Regions from separate parts of the Homo sapiens genome. Here region 2 is linked to region 1. Evidence: chromatin contacts called from ENCODE Hi-C or POLR2A ChIA-PET data. All regions are on one chromosome and are shown on one strand. The core of a region is the stretch at or near the end of the contact, and the rest is flanking DNA. Distances in the headings are between cores, read along the strand shown.

Region 1 (6,160 bases), core at 1,081-3,580:
CTAATTAATGATTTATTGTACCTTGAAAAAATTTAAAAAAGTATAAATATTAATGAAAGTATTGGTTTTTAAAGCTTAATGATGATCAGCAGCAGAAGATAAAACTTAAATGATACAACTGGCCAGATGGCAACCATCTTTATTAAAAGGCCTGGTCAGAATAAGAATCATTACATAGAATTGAATATGGGACAGAATGTTGAGAATCAATTATAGTAGTAAATATAACCAGCTTTATAGCAACACCAAGAATTACAGTGAAGTGCAAGTACTGCGAAATAAAATTTAAAATATTGATTTTCAAGGATTTATTTTACATTTTATAGTCAAAATTTAATGCAAAACAAAAAAGAGCCTGAAAATCATACAGTCTTACAACCAAGAAAAAACTGTCTTGGTATGCTTTGTATGAATCTTTTGAGTTTGTCCTTCTCTACACGTATCACAACACATATCACACAAATATACACACATGTATTTTTGTTTTTATAAACTGGGCTAACATATTGTTGCTTTGCAAGTTGCTATTTCACTCAACAGTGCAGTATGGCCATGTTTCTATGTTATTTAACTATTCTCTATTTTTCACAGCTATATATTATTTTATTGTATTTATTTATATACATATTATGTATTAATGGACATTTAGGTTGACTCCAAGGTTTTTGTGTGCTGTTTTCTCACGTATGCTTGTTGTTAAGGCTTTTCATAATGTCTTTGGGGAAAGTTCATGGCAATTTTTTTCTGCTAGCAGTATACAGATGGGACTTTTATCTCCTTTTAATTTCAAAGGAAATGTGGCTACAGATGAAAAATGACATGACACACACCTTCCTAATAGTTTAAGAACACTTGCTCTTAAAAAAAATAAGAAAAATGTAGGGGAAGTGATCTACTCCTCAGAGCTGTCTATATTGATTAGATCTCCAAAGTTGACTAACACTACAACATTTTTTTTAAAAAACATACGATTTAGAATCAGGTTAGAATAATATTATCCTAGGATATATTTTACCTCATCAAGAGTTACATGAACTTTATCACTTAAGAGAAAGTAAGTTATCAAAAGTATGTATTTTTATTTTTTTAAAAAGAGACCACAGAAAAGCTGGGTGAAAACATCAAAATTGTGACTTCTTCTTTATAAGTGGACCCTCTAACTGGCATTTTACCTGCTGTTATCTTTCTCCAAATGCTTCCTAGAAGCATTTTGCTCAAGTTCCATACCTGGGAGGCTTCCAGCTACCATCACAAAATTGTTCTTTTCCTTCATTCCTATGAAAGCAAGAGGATGGTTCAGTGGGTACAAACACAAAATTAGTGAGGGCAAAGCTGCCTCATTTGGGTTATTTAGTTTTGAATACAAGAAAATAAAACACTTCTCCAAAGACCAAGATCATCTGTCTCTCATCCCCAACTAATCAACAGGGAAGAAAAGATGAGGCTTGGATGGTTCAAGACAACTTGTCAACACAACTAGAAAAATTACTTAGCATAGAAGCCTAACTTGCATTGGGTCAGTAGTGTCATCTTGATAGGCAAAACACAGCTGATTTCTCCACTCAACAGTTTTCCCATAGATCTTTCCACTAAAATCTTTTGAAATATGATAACCACACCATAAACTTATGGCTGGCAACCCTATTGGGACAGAAACTAAGTGCAATTCTTACTTTAAAATGTCTCCATTGGTAAAGGAAAACATTCTTGTTCTTATTCAATGAATGTTTCATTTCCTTAATTGGTGATATTAAGGTTGAAGTGAAATAACTCCAAACTCTTGTCCTTTTTTCATTCTTGGGTCCCTGAAAAGTGGTGGTGCTTATAGGTTAAGATCTGACTGTCCAGGCCTGAGTGCTGGTTCTTCTGATAACTAGCTTTGGCAAGTCTTTCACCTCTCTCTGTGCTTCAGTTTCCTCATTTGTCAAAGGTGGATAATGATGGCACTTACTACCAAAAACTGTTGTGAGGGTTAAATCGGTGAATCCATTTAAGGGGTTAGAATAGGGCCTGCCATGCACTCCCTGCACACTAAATGGTAGCTGCTATTGTCACAGTTACTCCTCATCACCGATCAGTGTTTGGACAGAGGGCCTGGTTCTGGCTTTGTGAAGAATTGTCAGGACAGATTTGGTGCTGTCTCACTACAGCACATGTGAGTGTGAGTCTAAGGAGATTTACTGAAAGCTGTAATTCTAAACCCTGAAGGGCCCTGAGGCCTTAGCAAAGACTGTGGGAAATTTGTAGAGGACACCAGAGAGTCATTGCTTTCACTTACACGATTATTGCTTCACCGGTCTTTTCCCACCCATCAGTGCAAAACAAATCCACAGCATAATAAGAAACATGCATGGAGGTTGGGTCAAGAAGGCAGAGAAGAGCAGAAATCAGCCACAGACCGGTCCTGCTGTTCAGCCTATCCTGTTAATAACCTGCGTTGCCACCCCCTCTTTCCTTCTGGGACTAAATGAGCCACAAGCATGTGAATACACAAGCACACATGATTCTCACAGCCACTTAAAGGAGTGCCTGTTTCTGACCAGGCTGAGCTGTTTCCTTGGGTCAGACAGGGTGATTTTCTTGACTGCAGGCTCTGGACTAAGCATGAGGCACACGTCTTCAGAACAGGGACTGGACCATGATGTTGCCTGGAACGTGGACACCTCCCTGCCCTTCTCTCAGTTTTCACTAGTACATTTAAGCCGGGGAATGAGGCAGAACAGTTGGTTAACCTAGTCATCTACCCACCTAGATATGTATAATTCCCTTCTCAGCCCACATGCCATGTACTACGCTAACCAGCCATTCCCCAGTGGCCATTCCAAATATATTTAAGAACATATTGTTTCTAGATTTATGGTCACTGTAGTAAATCAACTGGAAAGAATCTTATTACCTTAGAAAACACAGCTGGGAATTCACATCTCTTTCCTTAAGCATTTGTCAGGCACTGTCTCTTCTCACCTACGTCTAACTTGCACCCTGATAGTAAATGAAACAAATTAACACTCTGTTAATTTGCCAGAGTGGTCAGGGAGATGATGGGGTGCTTGCGAGAGGCCCTCACTTCCAGAAGGAAAACATGCACTAGCCCACACCCTCAAATCTAATTGAGAGTTCCCCATAGTAAGCCTGACCACCCAGGAGAGCTCCTCTTCCTGGGGCCAAATTCCAGTTTCTAATTCACAAATAAGCAGAGTCTCCTTAATCATTGCACTCAGAGAGCACAGGTCTTGGGTCTGAGCTCCAGTTCTACACCAACTAAACCCTGCACTTAGATAAATCGCCTCTTGGAGGTCATTTCAGTTTTAAATTGTGGGTGGTCATAGTACCCATCTCCTATAATGACATCATGAATGCAAATGCATATTACAGACAGGAAGTGTAAAACAAATATGAAAAGTTCTTGTTGATACTTTTCATTAGAACATATAGATGCAAAAGACTAAGGCGTAGAATGGAACACTCTTATCTATTCATAGCTAGTGCTGAAGATGATGCCAGATAATACATAAACAGGCTAGGAGCACTGGATTGCACTAAACATTGTAGTATCATCAAGTTAAAAAATGAAAGGCAAATCAGAGGAGTAACGCCTTTGTGAACAGGCAAATGTCCCTTTCCACGACACTAAAAGCTCTAACCTTCCCATTTGCCCTTTTTCAGGAGACAATCATTCTAGTTTCATGCCCTTTATCATCTTAGTTGTTCCTACTGAGTGAAAAGTCATCTGGCGAGGTTTGCAACCTAGTACATTTCCTAAGAGGCTTTGTTCATGACAAGGCTGCTTTACTAATCTCAGGAAGCTTCAAGTTTTCTCAAATTTCCAGTTGTAAGTGAAAAATGTACTGGATTGTCTCCCTTTTATATGTTAAAATAATGAGGCATTATTTCAGCACCACCCTTCCCTGTTTCTTTGTTCTAAAAATATAACTCAAGGATTCTGCCAGGTGTTAATTAATCTTCATTAGTCTCTGGAGGGCAGGCAAAGACCTAAGAATTGAGAAATTAAAGCACAAATGTTTAAACAATTAGTATAGAGACTTATCCAAGGTCACCAAATGAGTAACAGAGAAAACGCAGAATCCATGGCTTTCTGATCTTGTCCCCAAAATCCCCCAGGAGAACCATCTTGCATAAATACTTGCATGGCCAACATTTGTAAGAGCAGATGTTTTATCAAGCCAGCTGTACAGCAAGGCCCACCCTTGCCTATCTATTCCTATCTGCTTTTATTATGCTTTGGGGCTCTCGCATGATAAGACCTCCCATATGGTACTTGTATTAACATTAAATAATGGCCATTGTATTGTGTATACTATCACCATAGAAATATTTACTTAGTTGAACACAGACACCGGTCAAGCATGGTGATTAAAAACAAGCTAATCATAAAAACCATTCATGCTCACATCTATTTATAAAATCTGTTTCACTTGTGCCAGTTAAGTATAGGCTTTGTTCTAAACAAACACACGCAAACCTTCTGCACACCCAGAACCATGAAAGGCACCCCTCCTCCCTCTGCAGAAAGCCAGGCTGTGGGGAATGGCCCTATGTGAAGCATCAAGCGTGTGTCTGAGGCTCAACTAGGCTCCTCTGCAGCTGGAGCTGGGCCTGCTGTTGACTTTTACTTTCTTGCTCCTTCATCTCCTCACACTGACACCCTGCCTGGGGTCTCTCAGCCCTCTCATTCTCAAACTACGGTGAGCTCAAAGGCAGCTGGGGTTTTTGTAGTAACTGCAGATACTCCAGATCCACTCATGAGATCTTGTTTGAACTGCTCTGGATGAAATCTAAGATATGATATTCTCAGGAAACACTCAGGTGGTTCTGGTCTTGGGGTCCACATTCTCCACTTGAGAAACGGCCTCTCTAGGGGCATTTCTTGGGACCTCTTGCCTCCTGCCACTCCTTGCCCACAGCAGTCATTGTGGGGTCATCGCTGACACTGCCGAGGGCTGCCTTTAATGCCCTTAAATTTTATTTCAATGGACACCAGTGTTTGTTATAAATGTGTTCCTTAAGTCGTGTGCAGTAAAGTGCATGAGAGCCTGGGCTTTGGAGTCAGAGAATTTGAGCTTTGCTTTGCACTTTGCTGATCATGTGGCCTGGTAAAAACTGTCTAACTCTTTGAGTCCCCATTTTTTTTTTTAACATTTAAAATGGGAATGATAATAGGACTTGCCTCACTGAGGTGATGTAAGGGTGGTGACAATAATACACTTAGAGGATGCAGTGCCTGGCACACCATTTAGGCTACCAACATCACCAGTTGGGAAATAAATTGAGTTGAACTGAGTGGTCCTTTTGGATCAAGGTATTAGAAAATGCCACCTCAGGAAATGTGATGTAAAGAAAAAGACAGAGATGACCTGAATTTGATACCCAGCTCTGCTACCAGAAGGCTGAGTGGCTTTGGCCACATCCTTCTTCCCCTCTGGAAGAAGTTTATAAGATGTTATCTATGAAATTAGGGGACAGGTCCAGAGCAGTGGTTTCCAAACATTATGAACAGGGAAATCCCTTCCAAATATCAATACAGTCATAAAACATACTATAGTTTTTATACTCATGATGGCTCATTGACACTTAATAGCAAAAGGATTTTATGTATTTTGTAATTTTAAAAAATGAATTTACCTTTATTAATTCCAGTCTCATTTACATTTATTTGGGAAATAGTCCTGCTGGTTTTGTATTTTGTATAAGTGGTATTATTTCTAAGACAACAACATTAGGCGAATCGTGAAAGAACTCCACTGCCCCTGGTAGTCACAGACTTTCAGAGTGGGAGCCCCTGGTCCAGACCATTGGTTTTTTATAGATCCCTCCTGTTAACAAAGGCAGTTGTGGAAACTCAAACTCTGAAACAGACACTCTCAGAACTGTTCTGGAAATAGGAGCTGAGGGCCTAATTTAGTTGTCTTCTTTCTCTTCCCTCACTCCTCATCTTCAGCCAGGAAAGATCTGCAAGGCAGTTTTGTTAATTTCCTAGTAACTGAGCACCTCCTGTAGGCAGGCACAGTGCTAGATGCATAGGTTATGTCAGAGAACAAAGCTTCATGCCATCGGGGGCTTCTTTCTAGTGGCCGCGTGCCTCTGAGGTCACTGGCCTGACTTGTCTCCATGTTGGCTCTTACTGTCTGATGCTAGATTC
Region 2 (5,842 bases), core at 3,339-5,838, 250 kb before region 1:
TAGTTGGGGTTTTTATGAAGGTGCAGGGACCCAAGAGAGTAATAATAAAAAAGAAAAAAAGAAAGTTGAGGATGGGCCAGTGTCGATTAGAATCCTGGTCTCAGGAAATCTTCTTTCTGTGAATTTGCTACTTTTCCTTTTGTGTCTTAGTTTTTAACCTATGTGGCCATTTCCAGGAATGTTAAGGATCTCTTAAATTAAAATAATGCCTAACTTATATTGAAGACCAGGCCTCACATACTTATCACATGCATTTCATACAATATATAGTTTTATTAAATGCAATTTTATATTTTAATTTGCTTTATATACAATTTTCTCATACATTATTTCATTCAATCGTCCTACTTCATGAAGTAAGTATTATTACTTTCACTTTATTTTTAGAGGTTGGGTCTTGCTATGTTGCCCTGACTGAGCCTCAAACTCTTGGGCTCAAGTGATCCTCTTGCCTTAGCCTCCCGAGTAGCTAGAGCTATATGTACATGTTTCCAGTTTCTATTATTTTCATTTTACAATTGCATGAACTAAGGTTTGGATTAAGGAACAGGCCCAGGCTCCATGTTGGTAAGTGATAGAGCTGGGATTTGAATTATGTATACCTGGCTTCAAAGCCTAGGGTTTTAAACACAGCAAAACATGACCTTCCACACAGCACATCTGTCTTCCTTAGAGAGTACTATGTAGATTGGGATTGTATATTTTATGGAGTTCATAAAATTACTAAGAGTGTGGCACAAGTCTTCGAAAATTGGGGCAAATGGACAATTTCTGCCTAGCAACCAATGTATTTAAAGCCTATACACACTGATTAACCAAAAAATGAGGTGAATTTTATTACATAGGTCCATTTTTTTTTCCTTTGGCATGTATCATTTACTTGTTGTATGATTGTGGAGTAAGCCTTGTAAGAATATCCTTTCATGACGTTTTTACAGAGTAAGGTACCATTAAAAATAAGCCAGGAGTGTATAAATTCAAGATGGTCAGCATTCGGCCCTGCTGTTAACCATGGGTTCTTATTTGAAGGCCAGAAAAGGTAGTCCTTAAACACTTGAAGAAATGGAGGAAGATAAATTCATACATAGTCTGAGTCAGAAATTCTTCTCGTTCCCTGCGTCTTTATGTGGGGGGATAAGGGAAGAAAACAAGAGTTGGCTCTGTTCTGTCATCATCTATAGATGATTCTTACTTACATGTGATTGGATAATATGAAGTCATAGTTCTTTAGGGCTAAACAACAGAGATTTTCCTCCTAATATATTTTCTTCTATTTTTTCTTGCACAGAGGCAAGGACCTAGCAACACTTATGAAGATCCTCGAATGAACTGTGGTTTCCAGTCCAATTATCACCAGCAAAGACCTTGCTACCCCTTTTGGGATGAGATGGCAACTCAGGAAGTTCCTACTGGTCTTGAACACTGTGTCTCAGGTAGGAACATAAACAAAAGCTGGGAATGAGGATAGAGTTGAAGGACAATGGAAATGTGATGAGGGCTGCATTCTTTCAAATAACAGCTGCCATGGCTTATGCGGGTACAGATGCTATTGTTCTTGAATGGAAAGTCCCGGGCCTTCTCCATAAATTTTGGGTTACTTTATTCCCCGACAGGAAGTCTAAACTCTAGGAATGGGCCCAAGAAAGGTTGCTTTAGGTCTTCACCTTGCAAATAGTTTTGCCTATCCTGCATTTCCTGACACCCGTTTTGGCTGTTGTCAGAGAGCCTAGAAGTTTTGCAGTCACAGAGTCTGAGCTGGATAAACAGAGGTGTGTGAATTGCTCGGCCTTCTTAGAGAACATGCTTTCTTTCGATGATCATCTGTTTCCATTGTTCCTGGCCTCTCTGTCCATGCCCACCTGGATCCCAATTCTTTTTCCTCTGTCTCTCTCTCCCTTCTCTCCTTCCACTTGCTGGTGGCAGTGCTGCCCTCTGGTGAGTGGGAGTCTCCTCCAGAGAACTCTCAAATCAATGGATCTGCATTCCCAGGGACCTCAGGAATCTGAAGTCCTCATCTCCATGCTGTTTTCAGGAGACACTCTGTTTCTCACAAATTCCACTAGTTCTTGGTTTACCAGCTAGTGTTTTTTTTTTGTTTGTTTTGTTTTGTTTTTAAACAAAAACCATTAAATTTGAATTTGGGAATTTTGAAATGATCAATTCAGATATTAAGTTCACTTTCACATGAGACCATGTTATGATAACATATTTGAATACCAAATAGCTAGTCAAAATCTGTGTTTTCTCCCAGGATGAATTCTTAGCATAAAAATGTCATTACTCTTACATGTTGGGAAAATGTAATTCTGGGGAAAGACCTGGGCAGGGCATGGCAGGGGGAGTCACTAACTTGAAGGCTACTTTTTGGTTCAGTGTTATTTTACCCCACAACATTCTTTGGTCAATTACTTAAATAACAGTGGAGAAGTAAAATAAATGTTTGCTTTGTTGCCCATGCTTTATTGCTCATCAGGAATAAACAGACGCAGGGCAAGATGCTGTGGCACTCCATGGGCTGTGTGTATGGTGGGTGAGGAGGCATGGGGAGTAGCTTTCCATTTGCCTGGTTTCTCTCCAGGGCAGAATGAAATAGATTCCTGTGTCCCATGTTCCCTTGACTCAATAGCCATTGATCTTTGAGGTATTCTTTGGCACTGTCCTGGATTGTAGACATAATAATATTTATGCTGTCACTTTCTGCTTGGTATCTCAGTTCTTCTAAGCATAAATACAAATGTCTCAGCTACCTATCCATTTCACAAGGGAGCCAGGAGGATTTTGTACCTGCTCACACGTCAGACTTAAGGACTAAAAATTTGAGGACATGAGAAAAGTGATCCTTTAAAATTCTAAACAAAATAGGTTTTGTTTGTATAAGCAAAAGGTCAAAATGGCTGTATTTATATTTGTATAATTCTTGAATCCTATTAATGCCACAAGGCTTAAGTCTTATATCTCCCAATGCAACTGAGATTAAAGCTGCCTTGCTTTAACACTTGCAGCTCTCGATGGTCTCTGCTTGCTACAAGTTACATCTTATTAACATCTGAGGCCTTCTCCATTTGCTCATAGCCTGAAGATCAGAATGTCTCTTCTTCATAGCAAAGAGACATGGCCTTCCTTTTCCTTAAACTGAAGTACATAAACTCCCAAGTGGAGATGATTTTTCATGCTGCTCTTTGTCAAGTTTCTCAAAGGTAAAGATGTTTTTATTTCATGGCCTATGAGACAGTGTCTGGGAAGCATATGAAGAACAGCTTTAAAATGCAAGGACTTATAGCAGGGTAATATCATCTTCTTCTCATAGTTTATAGTTGCAAGAAGGAAGCTGGGGTCACCCCAGCTTTTGGTAGGTTGAGAAGATTGGGGCATATAATAACCATTCCTAGAATGACCTGGGTTGCCATCAACTGCAGCTCAGAGATGGTACACAGCTTCCATCGGGGTGTGGCCTCTACCAGTTGGGGGCAATCTCTTCACAAATGTGATGGTTGTAGTTCCCACTGTCCTATACTCCCTCTGATGGAAATGTTTGGCAAGAACCCTGAGCCTTTCTAGCCCCTCCTTTAACTTTTGAGCTTCCCAGACGAAGGAGTTGGAGGGATTATTTCTGGGCTGTGGTCCAGCTCTCCTCAGCGATGGGTGTTGTTTGGACGGGGATTGTGGGGTTATAGGGAAGGGAGATGAAGACATAGACCAACCAGTGATTTCTCCAGCTGTGGTACATTTCCTTGGAGATGTGTTGAATATAAAGAAAGAGAAAAAATACTCGACATTTTTTTCATCTTCTTTTATCCTATTTATAACTTCAGTTTCCTTCCCGTCCTCCGTCTCATGGCTACTGCCCACCACTGCTCCCCCTTCACGTTCATGCTCTCAGAAGGGATGAATGAACTTCTTTTCCAAGGACTACACATCTGTCAGTGCAGAGAACACTGACAGGAGGGGCCATCAAGGAATGAGCAAGCCTTTTCAGAATGTTGTTCCTATTCACGAAGGGGCAGAGGCTGAGGAGGAGGAGGAGGAGGGTGGCGGGAGTGTGGAGGGAAGGGGAAGAGAGAATCAAGCAGAGAGAAAGTATGAATGAGGGAAAGACTTATCAGGTGAGTGGGAGAGAATACTAAAGCGCCAAGGTCTGTCGGGAATCGATTGGACAAAATAGATGATAAAGCGGGTATGGTGGAAGAAAGAAGAGATGTGTGAAAATGGACAGAAAATAAAGGTGGATATTAGTAGCATGGTAGGGAATAATGGGAAAGGAAGATGAAAGATGAATGGGAAAGGGAAAAAAAGTGGGGAGCCCAGAAAAAGACAAGGCAAGAACAGGAGGGGAAGATAACATGAAAGAGAAAAATAGATGAATCTGAGGACATTAGCTATACAGCTAAAAAGGGAAGCCACATTTGCATGCAATTGCCTGTGCAGCTGTACATTTCTTCACAACAATCTTGTAGTCATCATTTTCTTTCATTTCTACCTCCTCCTACCGTCCGCCTCTTCCCCCTCCTCCCTATCAGCCTGGAGCCATTAGCGAGAGCCAATGGGGCTGAGTGCTGGTGTTCTGCATGAATGAATGGGCCCTTTCTGTCTCAGCTTCTCGTCATCCTTCTGTTAGGGAACCTTGTGAATCAATGGAGCCTCTTACACAAGACACGGCTGAAATGTCTGTTGCTGTTTATAGTCTGACTGGAGTGGAGCCACTGACCCTGCCTCCTCTCTGCTCCCTTCCTCTATTCTGTCCCTCAACCTCAGCCCTTTCTCTCCAACCACCATAACAAGAATCATTTTTACGTTTCAGTTTCTTGCTCCTGTCTCTAAGAGCTCACTGACGTTTTACCGTCATTAACTGTCATGACTGGTTCCTACCCACAGTCCTGTTGGATACACAGGGTAACGGTAGCGAGCCTCAGAGTGGTGCCTAGACCTAGCTGAAGTCAGACACTGCCTGTTTTCCAAAACCGACATCAGAGACCCAGCTGAGCACACAGGACACAAGACCTCGTCCATCCCATCAATGCCAGCGGTCCATATTTGATTTCAACTTCACCCTTATGATGCTCATGAATGGTCATAGTTCATATCAGAAAATACGATGCTTACTTAGCACTCTTCCAAAGTGTTATAGTATCAAATTATTTTTCATTTCAAGGATGGATTTGTCTGAAATCAGCCAAACTTATGGATGTGATGTTGTGAGCAAAGTACACTTTTGCAAAATACTTGCTTAGAGCTGGGAAGCAGCCTGGAGCTAGAGAACATAGGAAACACAACTTACCTTCATGAGGAGGAACCTATAGTCTTATTACCATGGTCTTTGATTGATTTGAGAAACAAGACAATACTTTTTCTTGTAGAATGCAGTTTGCTATGTCTTTGGTCACTGAACACAGTAAAACCTTCACTCAACCACATTCACAGCCTATCTGCCACTTCCCATTCTTCATGAGAAAGGACATCTATTTAGTGTAGTAGGAAAGAACCCAGACGCTGGACCCAGGTTGCTTGTGTTTGCATCAGCTCTTCCGTTATAACTGTGTGACCTTAGACAACTTAATCTTGTAACCCAGTTTCCGGATCTATACCAATGATTCTCCAAGCATGGTCCCCAGACCAGCAGCATCACTATCATCTGAGAACTTGTTAGAAATGCAAAATCTCGAGCCGTACCCCAGACTTATCGAAGCAGAAACTCCCAGGGTACATGAGAATCACTTTAGGGTTTGTTAAGACACTGGTTATGGAGTTCTACCCCCAGGGTTTCTGATTCAGTGATTCTAGGCTAAGGCTCAAAAATTTGCATTTCTAACAAGTTCTCAGGTGCTGCTGATGCTGCTGGTCTAGA

What was found. A loop is a pair of places that touch in the nucleus more often than their neighbours do. ChIA-PET counts read pairs that join two places held with the same protein, here RNA polymerase II (POLR2A). Pooled maps may share reads with other maps.
Region 2: a loop to region 1 is called in a map of GM12878, with 7 times the contacts of the local background. The contact joins two enhancer-like sites. A Hi-C loop is called at or near these places in 35 of 168 maps with a recorded cell type or tissue (B cell, Caco-2, GM12878 and 19 more), 37 of 37 single-sample maps with no recorded cell type and 35 of 50 pooled maps. POLR2A ChIA-PET finds 5 or more read pairs at or near these places in 19 of 52 experiments (A673, B cell, CD4-positive, alpha-beta T cell and 15 more).

The regions. Positions count from the first base shown.
Region 1 is chr11:128,295,606-128,301,765 of GRCh38, reverse strand. LOC124902786 (a long non-coding RNA gene) reads right to left here. Exons shown (of 2, transcript XR_007062945.1): 2 at 5,617-6,160. Among named protein-coding and RNA genes, the nearest start is that of LINC02098, 90 kb to the right of the region's middle. Within about 2 kb of position 2,330, at least 8 of the 41 ENCODE cell types and tissues checked have a DNase peak (open chromatin) inside an H3K27ac peak, as active enhancers do; they include CD4-positive, alpha-beta T cell and GM12878, where a contact is called at or near this core.
Region 2 is chr11:128,551,882-128,557,723 of GRCh38, reverse strand. It overlaps ETS1 (ETS proto-oncogene 1, transcription factor), which reads left to right. Exons shown (of 10, transcript NM_001143820.2): 3 at 1,289-1,433. Among named protein-coding and RNA genes, the nearest start is that of ETS1-AS1, 29 kb to the right of the region's middle. RefSeq lists enhancers at 4,431-4,540, 4,551-4,810, 5,021-5,110, 5,223-5,292 and a cis regulatory region at 4,319-4,819. Within about 2 kb of position 4,588, at least 12 of the 41 ENCODE cell types and tissues checked have a DNase peak (open chromatin) inside an H3K27ac peak, as active enhancers do; they include CD4-positive, alpha-beta T cell and GM12878, where a contact is called at or near this core.